2 separate regions of the Homo sapiens genome follow, and region 2 is linked to region 1. Evidence: chromatin loops called from intact Hi-C (ENCODE). Cell type or tissue: Calu3. All regions are shown on one strand. Each heading gives the region's core, and the rest is flanking DNA. Links, peaks and the distances in the headings are about the cores only.

What was found. Hi-C counts contacts between places; a loop is a spot of excess contacts. Peaks named below come from ENCODE experiments on the same cell type or tissue, not always from the same donor. Only the 100,000 strongest peaks of a DNase experiment are listed, where the experiment ranks them.
Region 2: a loop joins it to region 1, with 8 times the contacts of the local background. A loop is called at or near these places in 1 of 110 quality-filtered maps.

Annotation. Positions count from the first base shown.
Region 1 is chr4:170,988,262-170,993,651 of GRCh38, forward strand. All of the region lies in intron 1 of LOC124900869 (a long non-coding RNA gene), which reads left to right. Among named protein-coding and RNA genes, the nearest start is that of LINC02431, 50 kb to the right of the region's middle. In Calu3, for the core only: no CTCF peak of the experiment used is centred there; a DNase peak (open chromatin) is centred at 2,900.
Region 2 is chr4:171,064,897-171,070,286 of GRCh38, forward strand. No RefSeq gene overlaps it. Among named protein-coding and RNA genes, the nearest start is that of LINC02431, 27 kb to the left of the region's middle. In Calu3, for the core only: no CTCF peak of the experiment used is centred there; no DNase peak of the experiment used is centred there.

The DNA.
Region 1 (5,390 bases), core at 85-5,084:
TTTTATTGAAGATTTTCGTGTCTATTGTGTATATATTTATCAAAGATACGGGCCTGAAGTTTTCTTTGTTCATTGTGTCTCTGCCAGATTTTGGTACAGGCTGATGCTGGCTCATAGAATGATTTAGGGAGGAGCCCATCCTCCCCGATATTTTGGAAGAGTTTCAGTAGGATTGGTATCAATTATTTGTATGTCTGGTAGAATTCAGCTGTGAATCCATCTGGTCCAGAGCTCTTGTGGTTGTTAAGATCTTTATTACTGATTCAATTTTAGAACTTAATATTGTTCTAGTCTGGGTTTCATTCTCTTCATGATTCAATCTTGGGAGATTTTGTGCTTTCAGGAATTTCTCTAGACTTTCTAATTTGTATGAATAGAGTCATTCATAGTAGTCTCTGAGGTTCTTTTGTATTTCTATGTGGTTGGTTGTAATACCACCTTTGTCATTTCCTATTGCGTTTATTTGGGTCTTGCCTTTCTTTTTCTTTGTTAATCTAGCTGTGGGGGGGGGGGTCTATAAATTTTATTTAGTCTTTTGAAGAACAAACACTTGCTTTCATTGATCTTCTGTATGAATTTTTACATTTTAATTTTATTCAACCTTTCTCTAATTTTAGTTATTTCTTTTCTTCTGCCAGCTTTGAGGTTGTTTTTTTTTTCTAGTTTCTTTAGGATAGAAACTAGAAAAAAGTTAGAATGTTAATTTGAGGTCTATCTAATTTCTTGGTGAAGGTGTTTATCACTATGAACTTTCCTTTTAATACTGCTTTAGCTGTATCCCAGATATTTTGATAAGTTATGCCCCTATTTTTATTAATTTCAAAGATTTTTTTGATTTCTGCCTTAATTTCAAAGTTTATCCAAGAGTTATTCAGGATAAGTTGTTTAATTTCTATATATCTGTGTAGTTTTAAGATATCTTCTTAATACTGATTTCCATTTTTATTGCACTATGGTCAAACATCTGCTTGGTATTATTTTGATTTTTTTGAATTATTGAAACTTGTTTATGATCTAGCATGTGGTCTTTCTTGGACTATGTTCTATATTTTATTCAGAAGAATGTATATTCTATGGTTATGGGGTGAAATATTTTGTAGATGTCTGTTGGGTCCATTGGTCAAGTGTTGAGTTAAATCCAGAGTTTCTTTGTAAGTTTTCTGCCACAATGATCTGTCTAACGCTGTCAGTGGATTTTTGAAGTTTCCCACCATTTTTGTGTGGTTGTCTGAGTCTTCATGTAGGTCAGGAAGAACTTGTTTTATGAATCTGGGTGCTCCAATGCTGGGTGTGCAGACATTTAGGATAGTTAGTTCTTGTTGGATTATACCCTTTATCATTATGTAATGTCCTTCTTTATGCTTCTTAATTGTAAAAAGTTTAAAGTCTGTTTTATCTAATATAAAACATAGCAATTCCTGCTTTTTAAAATTTTCTGTTTGCAGGGCAGATATTTATTCAACTTTTTATTTTGAGCCTGCGGATGTCATTATGTGTGAGATGGGTCTCTTAAAGACAGTACACTATTGATTCTCATCTTTTTATCCAGATTGCCATTTCATATGTGTTTTAAGTGGGGCGTTTAGCTCATTTACATTAAGGGTTAGTGTTGATATGTGATATTTTTACCTTGTCATCATGCTGTTATATGGTTGTTATGTAGACTTAATTGTGTAGTTGCTTTATAGTGTTTGTGGGATATGTGCTTAAGTGACTATTTGTGGTAGCAAGTGTCATTCTTTTGATTCCAAGTTTAGCACTCCCTTAAGGACCTCTCATAAGTGTGGTCTAGTTGAAATGAATTCCCTTAGCATTTGCTTGTCTGATAAGGATTTTATTTCCCTTCACTTTTGAAGCTTAGTTTAATGAGGTATTAAATTCTTAGTTGGCATGTGTTTTCTTTAAACATACTGAAAATAGGCCCCAATCACTTCTAGCTTGTAAAGTTTCTGCTGAGAGATCTATTGGCAGCCTGATGGGGGTCCCTGTGTATGTGACCTGACCTTTGTCTTTAGGTGACCTTAAGATTTTTTCTTTTGTGTTGAACATGGTCAATCTGACAATTATGTGTCTTGGGGAGGGTCATCTTTTATAGTATATATCCGGGGTTCTCTATATTTGTTGAATTTGCAATCTACCTCTCTAGTGAGATTAGGGAAAATTTCATCAACTATAAACTCAGATATATTTTCCAAGTTGCTTATTCTCTCTCCTTTTCTCTCAGGGATGCACACGAGTCATAGATTTGGCCTCTTTAAATAATGACATGTTTCTTGGAGGTTTTGTTCATTTTATAAAATTCTTTTTCTTTATTTTTGTCTGAGTTAATTTGAAGAACCAGTTTTGAGCTCTGAAATTATTTCTTCAGCTTGATGCATTCTGCTCTTAATACTTCTGTTTGCATTATGAAATTCTTGTATTGAATTTTCAACTCAAGAAATTCAGTTTAGGCCTTTCTTAAAATTACTATTTTGTCTTTCAGCTCTTGAATCATTTTACTGGATTGCTCGGCTTCCTAGGATTTGGTTTCCACTTCCTCCCAAATCTTGATGAGCTTCCTTGCTATCCAGATTCTGAATTCCATATCTGTCATTTCCGCCATTTCAGATTGGTTAAGAACCATTGCTGAAGTCCTACTAAGCTTGTTTGGATGTAAGGGGACATTCTGGCTTTTTGAATTGCCAGAATTCTTACACCGATTATTTCTCATTTGGGAGGGTTGGTGTTGCTTTAACTGTAGGTAAATTGAGTATAGTCAGTTTATTTTACTTCTGAAAGTTTTTATAATGCTCTGTACAGGGTCTTTGTTGTTGAATTCTTGCCCTCGGCTTCCCAAGAGAGAGAAGCAGCTGCTTTTTGCTGTTGTAGTTTGGACTGTGATCCAGTAGATAGCGCTTGTGAGCAATGAGTAGTAGATAGGCTCTTACTCTGTTGCACGAGCCTTTTGTGCATCTTCTGGTTTGCAGCTGTGCTCTGTATTGTGAGCAGGAGAGATGTGACTTTCTCACCGGCTACACTCCTGGGTCACTTCCGATCACTGGCACTGTGTCTGACTTTTTGTTGTTGTTGTTGTTGTTGTTAGGCGTTTCAGAGTGGGGGCTCCCTTAGGTAGAGGTTTTTCAGGGAGACAGGTCACACTCTTACTAGACCAGCCCTGTGGAGGGAGGCACAACCAGGTCCCACAACAGCCTGCAACCTGTGGAACTCACCTCTCTTAGTTTTATGGGGGTGTGGCCTCCTTCCTCCCTCAAGTGCTGGGCAGCGATCCCAACTTAGTATTCCTGAATCACGAGCCAGAGCTCTTAGGCACCAGGACCTGCTCTCAGCTCCCTGCTCCAGATACTTAGGGTTGAGTTCTGGATGTGCTGGAGGATCTGAAAGGCTCCTGGTCTGCTAGGTTGCACTCAGATGGAGCAAAGCATCAGTACCGGGTAGTGGGGGCTGCATTGTGTACATGTTCTTGCAGAGTGGCCAAGCAGGAGCCTGGGAGAGGCTGGCAGGTAAGTAGGCCTATAGGACAGATGTACCCCAACCCTGCAGGGAAGCCAGCCCTGTTTCTTCCAGTTCATCTATTAGCTGGTGCCAAAGTCGCTCAGAGGAAGATGGGGAGCCCTGGGGGATGGCACTTATGGCTGGGTTCCATAGAAGCTGTCCTATGCACAAAGATCACTCCATACCTGCTGAAGCCTTATCTCCACCTAATCTCTGGAACCAGGATACCAGAGGTCTATGGAGAGAGTGGGCAGTCCCCCAGTTCCTTCACTCACCCCTTCTCCAGGACCCATTCAGGGCCAGTAGCCAGCCCTTCCATTTGGGTACCCGACAGGGGTTCCCAGCTTCCTTCCTCTTCAGGCTTGGTGTGTGCATCCTTTTTCCATCCACATTCAGCATTTTCTCTCTGAAAATGTGTTAAAATTATGTTGGTTTAGTCAAAATTCCGGTCCCTCTCCGTGGGAGTGGCACTTCCTGGTTGCATCTAGTCATCCATCTTTCAGAAAACCCTCTTTCATTACTTTTATTTTTTTCTTTTATTTTCTTTCTCCTTTTCTCTCTTCTTTCTTTCTCTTTCCCTTATCTATCATCTATCTTTCTCTCTTTCTCTCTCTTTCTTCCTCCTTCCTTCCTTTCTTCCTCCTACCCTTTATTTTAGTTCCGTGAAACCTCACTCTTCCTTTATTTTTTTTTTTAGGATTTTGAGTCATAGAAAAGTTTTTCAGTCTTCTGTTCTACAGAGGAATTCACCAAAGTTTCCTTTTGATATTATATGGAGTCATTTTATTTTATTATATCAGATACATCTGAATTTTATACTTGGAAGATGTTTGGTGTAATCGAGTTGCCACTGAGTGGCTGTTTGTTTATTATAATGTCTTGGACCTTCATCAAACTCTTTGATCCATACAACTTAATAATTTTGGAATTTCGTAGAAACAGCTGCTTTAAAATATTTTGTGAAAAGAAGTACATGTTGCCACTGTGACTTTCCTAATCATGGGCCTATTGTGCAGTACTGGGGTTGCTGACGATAGAGGGTGACTTACCATCACTGGATAACTGTCTCCTCTGTAATGAATGATCTCAGGTGGAAATTGACGTAAGGTACAACATCTGAGCACTTTGAGCCAAAATACCTCTTCCGTCAAACTGCTTGTCTCGAATCTTTTAATCTATACCAGTGACCAATCAATCATTTACTATTTACCACTGACCAAGAGTCTATATCTTTATTTCAGACCATCCCTCTATATACAATGTAAATGCCGAAGTGCACTACTTATAAATCTGTGTACAGGAAGGATTTGTTCCTTCATTATTTTTCTTTACAGTCACCCCTAAGTGCCACTTAATGCAGCTCCAGTATTTTTTGGTCCCATTAACACATTAAGCTGAACCACCTGCGAACCTGGTCCCAGTTTTCTTTCTCTTTCTTCAACTCATCATAAAGAAAGTTTATGAAGCTATTAGATGCTAAATTTAGAGAGGAGTCAGTGTTAAAGTGAGAAGTGGCATAGGATTCTAGCCACCTATTTGCATAAATTAATTCTGTCCTCTGGACTTACTTGGTGTGATCCCAAAATGTTATTTTCATAGTGTGATAGATTGATGCTGTACCTGTCTCACCTTGTGATATGGTGTATCTGAGAGATCTGAGCTTATGAGAACAGGTGCAGTCACCTAACCTTGTGGTTTATGCTACAAAGAAGAGCCTTGTTCCAAAGCACTGGGGGTATGTATTGTGAATTGCATAAATGGGCTTGCCCTTTACACAGAGCTGTTATGCATCTCAAGACAAGTTCATTACATATGATACATCCACTCCCTGAAATAACACTGTTTGCAACAAAGCTTTTCACCTTCTTGGTAAGAAACATATTTAAAGAAGTATGCTT
Region 2 (5,390 bases), core at 170-5,169, 77 kb after region 1:
ATTTGACCCTTATTCTACATCATAGAAAAAAGTTAACTAAATAAATAAAAAGACTTTAATGTAAGACCTGAAACTGTAAAACCTCTAGAAGAAACACACAGGGAAAAAGCTTCATGACATAGGACAGAGCTATGATTTTGTGGATATGACATCAAAAGCACAGAAAACAAAAGCAAAAATGGAGAAATGAGACTACCTCAAACTAAAAAGCTTTTGTACAAAGAAAACAACAGAGTAAACAGTCAACTACAGAATGGGGGAAAATATTTGCAAAACATATATCTGATAAGGGGTTAATTCTAAAACAGATAAGGAACTCCTACAAGCCAGGAGTAAAAATCAAACAAACAAAAACGAATACCTGATTAAAAATTGGGCTAAATACTTGACACTTTTCAAAGAAGTCATACAAATGACCAAAAGGTGTATGAAAAGATGCTCAATGTTATTAATTATCATGGAAATGCAAATCAAAACCACAATGGGGTATCACCTCACATCTGTTAGGATTGCTATTACAAAAAAATAGACAAAATAGTAATAACAAGTGTTGGGGAGGATGTAGAGAAATTGGAAACTTTGTACACTGTTGATGGGAATGGAAAATGGTACAGCTGGAACAATTACAAAAATAGAATTTGCATATCAACCAGTAGTCCCACTTCTGATATTTGTCCAAATAACTGGAATCAGGGACTCAAGGCGATATTTGTACCTCCATGCTCATTACAGCATTAGTCACAGTAGTCAAGATGCGGAAATAGCCTAAAGATTCATTGACAGATGAGTAGATGAAGGAAATGCAGTATGTACCTGCAACAGAGTATCATTCAGCCTTAGAAAAGAAGGAAATCCTGCCATATGTGACAACGTGGATGATCCCGGAGGACATTATGCTAAGTGAAATAAACCAGTCACAGAAGGACAATTACTGCATTGTTCCACTTATATGAGGTGTCTAAAATAGTCAAACCCACAGAATCATATAGTGGAATGGTTGTTGCCAGGGACTGGTGGGAAGGAGAAATGGGCAGTTGCTAATCAACAGGCGTAAAATTTCAGTTAATTAAAATGAATAAATTCTAGAGATCTTCAGTATAATGTTGTGCCTATAGTTAAAAACACTCTATAGTGTACTTAAAAATTTATTAATAGAAAAGTCTCATATCATTTTCTTACCACAATAAAATAAAAACTTAAATATATATATTTTATATATTATATATTTAATATATATTAAATAAATATATATTTTATATATAATATATAAAATATATATTTAATATATTTATATGTTATATATATTTATATATAAGTTATATATATTTATACATGTTATATATATTTATATATATTATATATATTTATATATGTTATATATTTATATATAAGTTATATATATTTATATATGTTATATATATTTATATATGTTATATATATTTATATATAAGTTATATATATATTTATATACTACTCAGCCATTAAAAGGAACAAAATAATATCTTTTGCAGCAACTTGGATGGAGCTGGAGGCCATTATTCTAAGTGAAGTAACACAGGAGTGGAAAACCAAAAACTGCATGTTTTCACTTATAAGTGGCAGCTAAGCTATGAGTACACAAAGGCATACAGAGTAATATAATGGACCTTAAAGTCTCAGAAGGGGAGGGTGCGAGAGGGGCTAGGGATAAAAAAAATTACACATTAGTTTCAATGTACACTAAAATCTCAGAATTCACCACTATATAATTCATCCATGTAACAAAAAAACACTTGTACCCCAAAAGATACTGAAATAAGAAAAAATATACATACATAGATAGAGACACAGATAGATAATGTGTCACAGATAGATAATAATAGATATTATTATAAATGAAGCCAAAAATTTCAATAGCTTAACCAAATAAATGTGTATTTACTTTTAATAGAAAAATCTAATGAGAGATTCAGATTGCAGACATATCTTCTCTAAGAAACATTTTGTAGATCCAGACTCCTCTTTTCATCTTGTAGAATTGTTGTTTCCAAGATATGGTGCTCAAGTTTGCTAAGCTCACCTATACAAAGTCAGCTGTGGAATAAAGCATGAGGAGGCTTTTACATGGAAGAATTTGATTGGCCAAACCTGGGACTAGGACGAACATCCCAACTAAGTCACATGTCAAATCTAATGGAAAGGAAGGCAGGGAATATCCATCTAGTTTTGTATGTAGAAAATGGAGAAAGAGAAAACCAATCTGCCACAAATCATTCTTGGCACAAGGAAAATTTGATGCAGATTTTCAAATAATTTCTTTTGTAAAATTCAATGTAATATAAGACATAAATATTGTCTAAATATAAGGTAATTCTTCATGGTCATCTAAGTCCATATAATAATATTTTATAAATCATTAACTTTTAACTCAGAATGAAATCAGAGCAATAATTAGATTATTTGTAATTGTTGGTAACTGATGTAGTATCCATCTTGAAGATATTTTAGAGAAATTGTATGAAGCACTGATATTTTTCAATAACACTGATGCTCCATGGTGAGCAGATATATTCAAACCTACCCTCAAGGTCCGAGGGAGCTGAAAGGCTGAAGAAAGAGGCTGACAGATCCAGTTTATCAGAAGGAAAGATTTAATAGAGATGTAAGAACAGAATCAATGTCTTGAAAGGCCACAAGATGGTGTATCTCCACACTCACTCTCCAGAAAATGTCCTTCATTTAGCAAGCATTTAGGGTAAAGACATATGTGGTTGGTCACATCTCAGACTTTTTTGCTGAAACTCTTGACCACTGGGTGAAACCACACTTGCAAAAGTATAACATTGAGAGAAAGCTGATATAACTGACCTCATCTTACTTGTAATCTCATAAGCCTCTGCTTATTCCTGCATGTAGGCCAAGCTAACTGTGGGAGGAATTTATAGTTGAACTTTAAAGCAAGAATGATGATTGTTCCTTCCTAAAACTAACACCTTCCTTGTTCAGGGACGAAAACCACTTCTGTAAAACTAATGAAAGGCCACAAGGTTAGAATTATACTAGAGACTTGAATTCTGCCAAGACTTAGACATAGTTAAATAATAACTAGTCATTGTTTTCTAACTTGCCTTTTTGTAAATGCTTATAACTTAGAAGTCTGGTATGATTTGGACATATGTCCCTGCCCAAATCTCATGTTCAATTGTTATCCCCAGTGTTGGAGGTGGGGCCTGGTAGGAGGTGATTAGACCATGAGGGCAGTTTTTCATGAATGATTTAGCATCATCTTCTTGATGCTGTTCTTGTGTTAGTAAGTGAATTCTCATAAGATCTGACTGTTTAAAAGTGTGTAGCTCTTCCCCCAACCCTCTCTTTTGCACCTACTCCGGGATGTGAAGTGCAAGATCCCCCTTCACCTTCAGCCACGATTGTAAGTTTCCTGAGGCTTTCCCAGGAGCCAAGCAGATTCCAGCATCATGCTTCCTGAACAGCCTGTAGAACCATGAGCCAATTAAAAAACCTCTTTTCTTTATAAATTATCCAATCTCACATATTTCTTTATAGCAATATTAGAATGGACTAACACATAGTCACTACCTGGTGGTCATAAAATTTGTAACTTTCCTAATTGACCCTATAGATAACATGACTACTGTAAAACCTAAGACTGGAGTTTGAGATATTTTTCTGAGTTTGCATTCTGGTGGACCAACTGATGCCAGCTGGACCAGTGACCTCACCCAGAAACTGACTCAGCACACCAAGAGAGTTTCGGCATTTCAAAACCGTGATTTCATTTCTAACACAGTCAATCAGTAGAAACAATTCTGTAGGCCCTGCCCACCAAATCATCCTTAAAAATCCAAGTCTGCAAAGTCTCAGGGAGATGGATTTGAGAAATAGCTTGTGTCCTTCTTGCCTGGCTGCCTTTTGATTATTAAGCTCATTCTCTGCTGCAACACCCACTGTCATAGTGCATTGAGATTTGCCTGTCATAGTGTATTGAGATTTGCCTGTCATAGTGTATTGAGATTTGCTGTGCAGCAGGCAAGAAGCACCCATTGAACTGTTACATTGGGAGATTAGATAAGAATCTATACAAGGAGTTATTTATATTATAGGCATTGCTTTAAGACCATGCTATGGAACATGTTGGTAGGCAGGACTCAAACATCAGTCATCATGGAGGCTTTGCATAAAGGTGGCATCACTTTTACCATGCAGCAGGCTGTTTTTCAACAACTGATATTTTGATTAAAAAATAGGAACATTAAATTGATTATACTGTCATAGGTCTTTTATTCAATAAATAAATATTTTCTTCTGTTTTTCAAACTCTTCTTGCTCTTACTTTGATTTTATTCCTATATTAGTTAGTTCTTACATTACTATAAAGAACTACCTAAGACTGGGTAATTTATAAAGAAAGGAGGTTTAATTGTCTCATAGTTACACAGGCTGCACAGTAAGCATGACTTGCAGGCCTCAGGAAATTTACAATCACGGCAGAAGAGTAAAAGGGAAGCAAGCATGTCTTCACATGGCAGCAAGAGAGTGAGAGAGCAAGGAGAGAAGTGCTACACATTTTTAACAACCATATCTCATGAGAACTCACTATCACAAGAACAGCAAAGGGAAAATCTGCCCCCATGATCCCCACTCCCCACCAGGTCCCTTCCCCAAAATTAGGAATTAAAATTCAACATGAGATTTGGGTGGGGACACAGAGCCAAACCATATTATTCTGCCCTAGGCTGCTCCCAAATCTCATGTCCTTCTCACACTGCAAAACACAATCATGTCTTCCCTCAAATCCCCCAAAGTCTTAACTAATTTCATCATTACCTCAAAAGATCAAGTACAAAGTCTCATGTGAGACAAGGAAAGTCTTCTGCCTATGAGCTTATAAAAGCAAAAACAAGTTAGTTACTTCCAACATACACTGGATGTACAGGCATTGGGTAAATGATCCCATTTCAAATGGGAGAAATTGGCAAAACAACAACAACATCAAAAACAGGGCTACAAGCACCAAGAATGTGTGAAGCCCAACAAGGCAGTCATTAAATCTTAAAGCACCAAAATAAGCTCCTTTGACTCCATGTCTCACATCAAGGCAACACTGATGCAAAGGGTGGGCTCCTAAGGCTTGAGTAGCTCCACCCCGGTGGCTCTGCAGGGAATAGCCTCTGCAGTTGCTTTCATGGGGTGATATTGAGTGCCTTTTGGCTTTTCAAGGTTCACAGTGCAACCTATCAATGAATCTACCATTCTGAGGTCTGGAGGATAATGGTCCTCTTCTCACAGCTCCAATAGGGCTGTGTTCCAGTGGGGACTCTGTGTAGGTGCTGGCTCCAAACCCACTTTTCTCCTCTGCCCTGCCCCAATAGAGAAGCTCTTTATGAGTGTTC